2 separate regions of the Homo sapiens genome follow, and region 2 is linked to region 1. Evidence: chromatin loops called from intact Hi-C (ENCODE). Cell type or tissue: heart left ventricle. All regions are shown on one strand. Region 1 has its middle 71 kb from the start of SRC. Region 2 has its middle 36 kb from the start of NNAT.

Evidence for each region. Peaks named below come from ENCODE experiments on the same cell type or tissue, not always from the same donor. Only the 100,000 strongest peaks of a DNase experiment are listed, where the experiment ranks them.
Region 2: a loop joins it to region 1, with 2.4 times the contacts of the local background. A loop is called at or near these places in 2 of 110 quality-filtered maps.

Annotation. Positions count from the first base shown.
Region 1 is chr20:37,414,704-37,419,703 of GRCh38, forward strand. No RefSeq gene overlaps it. Among named protein-coding and RNA genes, the nearest start is that of SRC, 71 kb to the left of the region's middle. In heart left ventricle, no CTCF peak of the experiment used is centred here; a DNase peak (open chromatin) is centred at 2,498; H3K27me3 peaks cover 4,445 bases.
Region 2 is chr20:37,482,789-37,487,788 of GRCh38, forward strand. No RefSeq gene overlaps it. Among named protein-coding and RNA genes, the nearest start is that of NNAT, 36 kb to the right of the region's middle. RefSeq lists enhancers at 3,681-4,326, 4,327-4,971. In heart left ventricle, no CTCF peak of the experiment used is centred here; no DNase peak of the experiment used is centred here.

The DNA of each region.
Region 1 (5,000 bases):
AGCTGCCAACATCGGGGTCTCTAGCCAGGATCTCCGAGCCGAGCCCAGACCTGTCCACTCATCACGGTCCATCTCTTCCGCTGCAGAGCAACCCCCAGCCCCCTTCAAGCCCCTACCCCATCCCTCCCCTCCACATCCTGAGCTGTCTTGCTGTCCGTACCTCCTTCTCACTCACTCCAGCTGCGATTTGTGCCTGACCTCCCGCATGGCTCTCACCAGCACCTCGCCTACCTCCCTGCAGACATGACCTTGTCCTCATCTTCCTCAACTTCTCTGGCATCTGACTGTAGACACATTGGTCCCCTAAGCCTGCCCTGCTTCCAGAGGACTCCTTCTCCGAGCCTTGGCCTTCTAACATACTGTTGTTCCTTGTCCTCTTCTCCCTTCCCACCACGCCTGGTGACTGTCCCCACTCTGGGGCTCAGCTCCCCCTTTGTAGGGACCACCCCACCTCCATCCCCTGAGTTCCAGCCCTCCCTGCATACAACCTTCCGGACATTCCATGGGCACCTCACGATGGACTCACACACCCCTCTTTGCCAAAGCCTGGGGTGTCCCGCCTCATATGCCCACTACCTGGCAGCACCCAGCTCAGACCCTGGGCTGGTCCGCTTCCCCTCCCCGCCCACGTCCGGTCCATGTGGTCCCCCAATGGGTCTCGCCCCGTCCCTTCCCCAGCACCTTGCCTTGGGATTCATGTCCCCTCCTGGGCTGTGCTCTAGTCCCCTCCTTGGAGTCTCTGTCACCTGTCACCTCCTGCAGTGCAGCAGCCCGTGCAGTGCTCTGGCCTGCACTTGGCTCACAGCAGGCAAATTTGGTCGTGCCTTTGGTAGATGCTCCCTGACCCAGCACCCACAGGGGGCGGACTTAGGGATACGGAGGCAGATCCGCGGCCCTGGTCCCTGGTCTGGTGGGGAGACTCCAGTGGAGTGTGCTGGGCCGCGGGCCGTAGGCTCATACGCTCCTCCTCAGCTGTGACTTCTCTCTTCTAGTGAACCCCTCTCTTTCCTCCTGCCTCCTGTTGTCCCACCCAACTCTTTCCACTGCAGTGGGGTGTTTCGGCCTGTCTGAGGGAGGGTCTGCGGGCCTGTCCCCGTCTGTCTGTCTGTCTCTGTCTGTCAGCGCTGCGTATCTGGTCTGCCTGTCCCTCTGTCTTCGTGTCTGTGAGAGATGTGTGTGTGTGTGCATTCTGCTGTTGGGCAGTCCTGGCGTCTGATTTGTGCGTGTGTGTGTTTCTTGTGTTGGGGTGTGTGTGTGGTGGTCTGTGTGTCCTGGAGTGGGTTTCTGGCTGGCCGGTTTTGCCGGTGTGGAGGGAGGCCTGCAGCATGGCAGCTGTCTGTAGGGGGCTGTCTGTGTGTCTGTCTCGGTGTATGGGGCTGCTGGCCAGTCCTGCCTGGGTGCAGAGATGAGTTGGGGGAACTCCCTGAGTGCAGGGGTCTGTCTGGGTGATACCATCCATGTGTCCTTCCTTCCCTCTCTGGGGGCTCTGGAGGCATCACGACTCCCCTCTCTCTGTCCGTCTCCCCCTCGTCTTCCCTGAGTCCCCTCCTGGAGGCTTTGTCAGGATCTGCTTGTCACTGCCTTGCCTGGCACGAGGCCTGCGTCACAGAGCGCAGCTGAGACCCTCTCCCTGCGTGGGCCTGGTGTGTGCATCATCTGGGAGCCCCTGGCGGTGTAGGGAGCCTTGCCTCGCCGCTCCGAGCTCTCCAGCCCCTCTCTCTCTCCCTCTGAGCCTTTCTGGAGCTTTCTTCCCCTTCCCGCGTGCGTCAGGCCTCTGTCTGTGCCGTGGAGCTCCCACCCTCGCCCCTCTGGTGGCCTTCCTGCTGCTGAGTGAGTTTGTCTGGAACTTTCAAGGTGTACCTGAGCCCTGCACCCACAAACTCCTACGGGGCAGGGCTGGGCAGAGCCAGGCAGGGCCCTGACATGTTCCTCAGTCCTCACCAGAGCCCCGATTCCCTCCAGGAGCCTTACCTTTTGGAAGCGGATCCAAGGCCCTCACCCGACCTTCAGGGAAGGCCCTTTGGCTCTAGCCTGCGCCCTCCTCGGCCGCCCACAGACCCCGCCACTTTTTGTGCTGCAGTTGCCCTGCCGTTTCTGTGCCTTCGATACACAGGCTGTTCCCGCTGCCTGGACTGCCCATCCCCAGAGAGGCCCTTCCTGGCCACACCATCTGAATGCGTCTCTGTCACTCTATTTCCCCTTACGCTGCTGTTTGTCTTTATAACACTGATCACTCCCTGCCATCTTCTTACACGTTGATTTCTGGCTTAGTTTCAGTCTCTCACGCTATCATCTCTGCCACTATGCTGTAAGCCCCATGAGGGCAGGCCCATGTCTGTGTCGTCCAGTGTTGCGTCTCCAGCTCCTAGAACAGCGCCTGGCATGTAGAAGGGGCTTGATTGAATGAACAATCTCATTTCTGAGCTCTGTCTGGCCAGGATGCAGTGGAAATCCCTCCCCGCATTCACCCAGTCCCCAGGGAGGCCACACCCAGCTCCGTCCTCCCCTTCCCAGTGTGCACATGGAGCCCGTGGCTGCCTCTCAAGCACTTCTGGCCATGTGTCCCTGGCTGCTTCAACCCTTCCTGGGCTCCCTCCATCCCGCGGGCGCCGTCCAGGCGTTAGCCTGGGCGTCAAACCCTTGCATGCTTCAACCCCCATTGCCTCTCAAGCCTCACCCCTTCTCTGTCACCCCCACACCAGCCACCGGCCACCCAGATGGCCTGTCATCTCAGACACCACCCCGCCCTCACACACATTCTCACCCCTCCTGGCCCTTGCAAACTCTCTGTGTGAGGTGTCCCTTCCCAACCTGCCCCGGTGATCGGGCATCTGGCTCCAAGTCACCTCCCCCTGCAGACTGGGGGACTGTCCCCGCCTTCCCCTCCCCGTGCCTCCCACCCCTAAGCAGAGTCCGTGTCTCCCCTGCCACCGTGGCTTCCTGAGGGAAGGGGCTTCCAGGAGCACTCCTGCCGCACCGTGTGCTGATGGTGTCCCATCTGTCCGTCAGGCCAGGCCGTGAGCCACTCGGCTCTGAGTCCCCTGGGCCCAGGAGCGGCTTCCCCCCAGGCGGCTATAGAGAGGGACTCTGGAGGATGAGAGGAGGGGTCCTGTGTCCTGGCCCCTCGGCCCCTCCTCCTCTCCCTCTCTGTCTTCCTGCTCCTCTTCTGAGTGTCCCACGCCCAGTTTCCTCCCTACTGTGTGTGTCTGACTGTCTTTCTGCAACGCCTTCCCCCACTGGAGCATTAGTGCTTCATTGCTCCTTTTGGGCATCAAATACTTTGCCCTGTGTGTGTGTCACAGTGCCCCCCAGTGCCCTCTCTCAGTCAGTCTGTCTGTCTGTCCATCCGTCTATCTCATCACACTGTACTCTTTGCTTTCTCTCTGCCCTAGCCCTGGAGGTCATTGTCATTCTTTGAGCATGTGAGACACACACACACACACACACACACACACAAAACACCAAACCCCCGCCTGGCCCCCTCTCTGTGGGGTCTGGCTTTTGTGCTCATTCTGTGAGTCACCGCATCCACTCCCTCCTTCAGGCAGCACCCCTCGAGTCGCTCCCGTGTGCTGGCCGGGCACGTGTGTGTGTGTGCATGTGTGAGTGTGTGCATGTGTGTGTGTGTGCGTGTCTGTGTTTCTCTGGCTCTTCCCCTGCCTCCAGCCTGTTCTCTGTCTCTAAGGCGTTACTGAAATCTGCCCTGGCTGTCAGAGAGACAGAGGTTGGGAGGGAAGGAAGGGAGGTGGTGGGCAGCTTCCCAGTGCCTGCTACTCACTGCCCGCTCCCGTTCTTCTCTGGCTGTCTCTCTCTCTGTCTCTCAGCCTCTCTGTCTGTCTCTCTCCATCTCTCAGCCTCTCTCTGTCTCTCTCCATTTCTCAGCATCTCTCTGTCTCTCTCCATCTCTCAGTCTCTGTCTCTCTCCATCTCTCAGCCTCTCTTTTTCTCTCTCCATCTCTCAGTCTCTTTCTGTCTCTCTCCATCTCTCAGTCTCTCTCTGTCTCTCTCCATCTCTCAGCATCTCTCTGTCTCTCTCCATCTCTCAGTCTCTCTCTGTCTCTCTCCATCTCTCAGACTCTCTCTGTCTCTCTCTTTGTCTCTCAGCCTCTCTCTCTGTCTCTCTCTGCTCCTGTTCTTCTCTCCCTCTCTCTCCATCTCTTGGCCTCTCTCCTCCCTTCTCAATTTTTCCAGATGTGCCATGTCTGACTCTGCTCATGCCACGTATTTCCCTTCCTCCTCCTCTCTTAGGCTCCGTCTTCTCCCACTTCTTCTGGACTCCTGTGCATCTGTGTGTGTCTGTGTGTGTGTCTCTGAGTGTGTATCTGTGTGTGTGTCTGTGAGCATGTGTGTTTGTGTGTCTGTGTGTATCTCTGTGTCTGTGTGTCTGTGTATTTCTGTGTATGTGTCTCTGTGTGTGTCTCTGAGTGTGTATCTTTGTGTGTCTGTGTGTGTCTGTGTGTGTCTGAGTGTGTGTGTCTCTGAGTGTGTATCTCTGTGTGTCCGTGAGTGTGTATTTCCGTGTGTCTCTGTGTATCTCTGTGTGTGTCTGTGTGTGTGTATTTCTGTGTGTCTCTGTGTATCTGTGTGTCTGTATGTGCGTCTGCGTGTGTATCCTGTGTGTGTGTCTCTATGTATGTCTCTGAGTATCTCTGTGTGTCTGTGAGTGTGTGTGTGTCTCTGAGTGTGTATCTCTGTGTCGGAGTGTGTGTCTGTGTGTGTTCTGGAGTATGTGTCTCTGTGGTCTGTGTCTCTGAGTGTGTGTCTGTTTCTGTGTGTGTCTGTGTGTCTGTGAGTGTGTCTCTATGTGTCCGTGTGTGTGTGTCTGTGACTGTGTGTATGTCTGTGTGTGTCTCTGAGTGTGTGTCTGTGTGTGTCTATGTGTGTCTGTGTGTGTGTATCTGTGTGTGTCTATGTGTCTGTGAATGTGTCTATGTGTGTCTGTGTGTGTCTCTGAGTGTGTCTGTGTGTATGTGTGTGTGTCTGTGTGTCTCTGAGTGTTT
Region 2 (5,000 bases), 68 kb after region 1:
TTGTCAAGTTCTGTAAAAATGCGCCGGAAAAGCACATCTCTTCTTAGCCTTTTTAATGCATTTATTTACAATAGATGCTTTCATTGTATGTAATTTTGCACCATCCTTTTCCATTGATTATATGCTAAACATCTCCCCATATTAGTCAACTTCCTTTGTAATTATTATGTTTAATGGCTGCCTAATAATCCAGTTAATGAATGGAACATAATTTGGTTAACTGTTCTCCTGGAGCTGAAGATTTTGATAACTTCCTTTTTTCTTTTTTGCTATGACACCTAAAGCCACAGTGCACATCTTTCTGCAGAAATCTTTGGGCATTGCTTTAGAGCACTTCTTGGGATGAGCTTCCTGCAAATGGAATTACTGAGTCAAACAGTACGAACCTTTTTGAGGCTCTTCACACATCTTAAACAAATTGCCTTGTAGAAAGATTTTGCCACTTCACAGTCCTGCCAGCTGTGCAAGAGAGGGCCCATGCCACCGGGGCTGAATGAGCTCTGTGAGCTCTTGCTTTGTAAAGTACTCATTCGATGGGCCAAAAGTGGTATCCCTGCATTCAAATTTACATTTATTTTATTATGAGTAAGTTCAACATTTTCAACTGAATTTGACTTTTGAACTTCATCTTTCATAAATGGGCTCTTACAGCCTTTTATCACCCCAATGTTTCATTATGAAAATTCTTACTGCCTCTGTGAATGTTTTATTTATGAGAATTTCCAACACACAGAAGCTTTACATTTCCTATAGTCAATTATATTTATATTTTCCAGCACAGTTCTCTGTATTGCTGTAAATGCTACAATGGCCTTCCTCGACCATAGTTTGGATAATGAATCATTTCCAGTTTTTTCTAGTTATTACTATGCTTTCTTTTTTTTTTTTTTTTTTTTGCATTTAAATCATCTGACATGGCCGGACATGGTGGCTCATGCCCATAATCCCAGCACTTTGGGAGGCTGAGGTAGGCGGATCACCTGAAGTCAGGAGTTCAAGACCAGCCGGGCCAACATGGCGAAACCCTGTCTCTACTAAAAATACAAAAAAATTAGCCGGGTATGGTGGCGGGTGCTTGTAATCCCAGCTACTTGGGAGGCTGAGGCAGGAGAACCACTTGAACCCAGGAGGCAGGGGTTACAGTGAGCCAAGATCATGCCATTGCACTCCAGCCTGGGCAACAAGAGTGAAGCTCTGTCTAAAAAAAAAAAAAAAAAAAAAATCACCTGACACTTACTGAAAAGATGACATCAATTAAAAAGTAAAGAAGACAAAAAAAAAATTGAAAAAAATTTAAATAAATCACAGGACATTGATGTTGGTGGTTGGTATAAAGAGAGATAAATAATTGCTTTTCGTTTCTGAAATAGATAAAATAATTTTCCAGCCTCACTAAGTGACAAATCACTTCATTCCCCCTGCCTGCCCCCATTCATTTGCAGTGCCTCTGCTCTCATAAGTCATAGAATTAGACATTCTAGGGATCTGCATCTGGGCTTTCTATTCTGTTTCATTGAGATGTCTTTCTTTCTGTTACAAAATAATGGTTATTTTGTTTTGTTTTATTCTGCAATGTCTGTTAGGGTTAGAACCCTTGAAATCTCTGTTTCATATCAGATCACTTCCCCAAGCATCTAACTCCCACACCCAATTTCCCTTTTGGTAATCTAACCTTGAATTTCCCATAGCATGACTTTTTTACACAATACATGTTTTTCTAGCTACCTCCTCTCCCTGGAGATCACATGGTATTGTTGTGCTCCATAGGGGCAGGCCAGTGGTGCACTCAATCCTGAAATCTTGGAGGCACGGTCAGGAGATATGGCTTTGAGCCACATCCCTGCCAGTCATGCACTGTGTTGGGCCCTCCCCACGCTACTTTGTCTTGGGACATCTCAGCTTCCTTTTCTGTGAAATGGGGTTGTCAAGACCACGTGAGATAGAGAATGTCAATACAGCCTTATTCTTCACTCAACAAATGTGTGCTAGGTGCCAGGGATAAAAGAGCAGCCAGGGTAGAAATTGTCTCTGAAGAAACAGCCTTCAAGGAGCTTACAGTCTATTAGGGGAGAGTCCTCTAAAACAGAGGAAAAGGCAGTTGCCAAAGAAGTGATTGCAAAGGCTGTGGAGGAAGCAAACAGAATGTGAGGGAGAGCATGGGGTAGGAGCCCCACTTTAGATGGGTGGTTGGGGAGGGTCTCTCTTGGGAAACATTTAAGCTGAGCCCAAAAGTCTGAGAAGAGGGTGGTGGGAAAGTGGTTTCCAGGTATGAGGAGCAATGGGAGCCAAAGCTCTAAGAGAGGAATGAGCTTGGTGCACTGGAGGACTAGAAGAATTTGCTTATGGGTCGGGTGCGGTGGCTCATGCCTGTAATCCCAGCACTTTGGGAGGCTGAGGCGGCCGGATCACCTGAGGTCAGGAGTTCGAGACCAGTCTGACCAACACGGTCAAACCCCATCTCTACTAAAAATACAAAAATTAGCTGGGTGTGGTGGCACACGCCCGTAATTCCAGCTACTCAGGAGGCTGAGGCAGGAGAATCGCTTGAACCTGGGAGGCAGAAGTTTCAGTGAGCCAAGATCGCAGTACTGCATGCCAGCCTGGGCGACAGAGCAAGACTCCGTCTCAAAAACAAAACAAAACAAAACAAAACAAAACAAAAAAAGGCTACTCTGGCTGCTCTGTGGGGGTTGGATTATTGGGAAGAAAGTTAGCAAGTACCTGCAGTGACCAAGCAAGAGATGACGGCTTGGACTGAGCCATTGGTCATGATGATGGAGTTGGTTAGGAGGTAAGATCAACTGACCTTTCCATGAGATGTTGCAAGAGAAGAAGGCAGAGATTCTAGGGGACCGCTAAGTGTCTCCCAAAATAGGAGACATCAGTCAAGAACAAATTTGCAGAAGAAAGATTAGGAATTTGAATTAAAGAGCATAATGAAGTGAAAAAATAACAAACCAAGAATTTCATTTGGGATATGTTGTTGATGTCTGAGATGGTTGGCCATCAGGTTCTGGAGCTCAGACGAGAGATCAGGGCTGGATCTGGAAGAAGATGTAGAGAGGAAGATGGGTGTGTTGGACTGGAGCTTAAAGGAGCCCAGTGTGGACTATCAGTTTTGGGAATCAGCCTCTAGGAGAGAGGCAAAGCTTCAAGGATGCATGAAGTTGAGGGAAAAGGTGCACAGTGAGAGGGAAGGCTGGAGTCTGAGCCCTGGGCAGCACCAGCATTGGACAGGGGGAGGGGAGCCTGAGAAAGAGGGGAAGACAGGGAAAGAGAGTCCCAGAAGCCCATGAAGGAACATTTCCAGAAAGAGAGTGGCCACTGGTGGGCCACATGCACAGAGGTCAGTGGAGGCTCAGGCATCTCCTAGACCTGGCCTTTGGGGACTTTTGTCACAGCAACTTTGGGGCAAGGGGCAGAAGCCCCTGTTGGTGTTGGGGGAATGAACTGGGTCTGGCTGAGAAAGGAGGGAGGAGGGTTGGAGCAGGCAGCAGGTCCAGGAAGGAGCTGATTCTTCCAGGAGACATGGGAGGGAGGAAGCAGTACAAGCCCAGTTGGAAGAGCAGGGCAGGGCAGTGAGAGGGGCCCTGGAGCTCTGGGATTAAGTGTAGAGGTGAAGGGATTAGCAGTGTTGGTGAAAAGGGACAAAAGTAAATTATGTACATTTTAGCAAGTAACCTGATCTCCATGTTCTTTGGGAGGCCTTTTCTCTGCCCTCTGGGTACTGACTCCAGCTCTAGTTACCACTGGTTTCATCTGCCTCATGGCTGGGGCAATGTCTTTCTCATTTTCTTGTACCTTTCAGCACCTAGCGACAGGCAGCCAGCTAGGTAGGAGCAGAATAATTATTTTCTGCTTGAAACCCAGTGTCTGAAATGGAGATTCAGAAGTTTTTCTTTGTACCAAAAATACTTTGTGACAACCCTGAGGAAGTGAGATGACAGGGAAGGAGGTGTTGGGGTACATGGGGATGGAAGGGCTGGAGGGCTGGAAATGTCACCAGGTTAATTTCATGGCTGGGCACCGGGAGATGTGATTGGCAGGGGAGGAAGGGCTAGGACTACTCACCCCACACAGGCCTATCTCTTCACAGCCGATGTGACGCTGCCCAGTGGCCTGGCCTCCCTCAACCTGTTCACTGCTGCTATTCTTTCCAATAAACTCCATTGCCCAATCCAACAGACTTTTCCGTCTTTAACTCACTTGGCCTGGCGGGAGCATCTGACATAGCCAACCACTCCCTCATAAGAGTGGCTCTCCTTGGCTTCCATGACACCAACATCTCCCAGTTAACCTCCTGCCCCAGTGGCTGCTGCTCCTGCCTCTCCACCACTTGCTGCCCACTATGTAAATGTTGAATTCCCTCGGGGCTTGTGTCTGGGCTCTTTGTATCCCTCCCTCCCTTCCTTCCTTCCTTCCTCCTTCCCTCCCTCCCTCTCTTTCTCTCTTTCAACAGAGTCTCGCTCTGTGGCCCAGGCTGGAGTGCAGTGGCACAATCTCAGCTCACTGCAACCTCTGTCTCCCAGGTTCAAGTGATTCTCCTGCCTCAGCCTCCCGAGTAGCTGGGATTACAGGCACGTGCCACCATGCCCATCTATTTTTTGTATTTTTAGTGGAGACAAGGTTTCACCATGTTGGCCAGGCTGGTCTCCAACTCCTGACCTCAAGTGATCCACCTGCCTAGGCCTTCTACAGTGCTGGGATTACAGGTGTGAGCCACCACACCCAGCCTCTTTGCATCTTTGTCTGTATTCTCATCCTGAGTGATTACTAATGACTCTAATTTCATGCCCTCAGCTCTGCCCTCTCAAGGGCATACCACATACCCAACTACCCCATGACAGCTCAATCCGAATGTGAACTGCTCCCCAAAACTACACCCTCCACCTCCCACCCTCACTTGTCTTCCCCTTCTCTGCAAACGGCCCAACCTTCAACCCAGTTTCCCAAACCAGGTTCTTCAGCATCACCTTGGCTCTTCCATCGTCCTCTCCCCT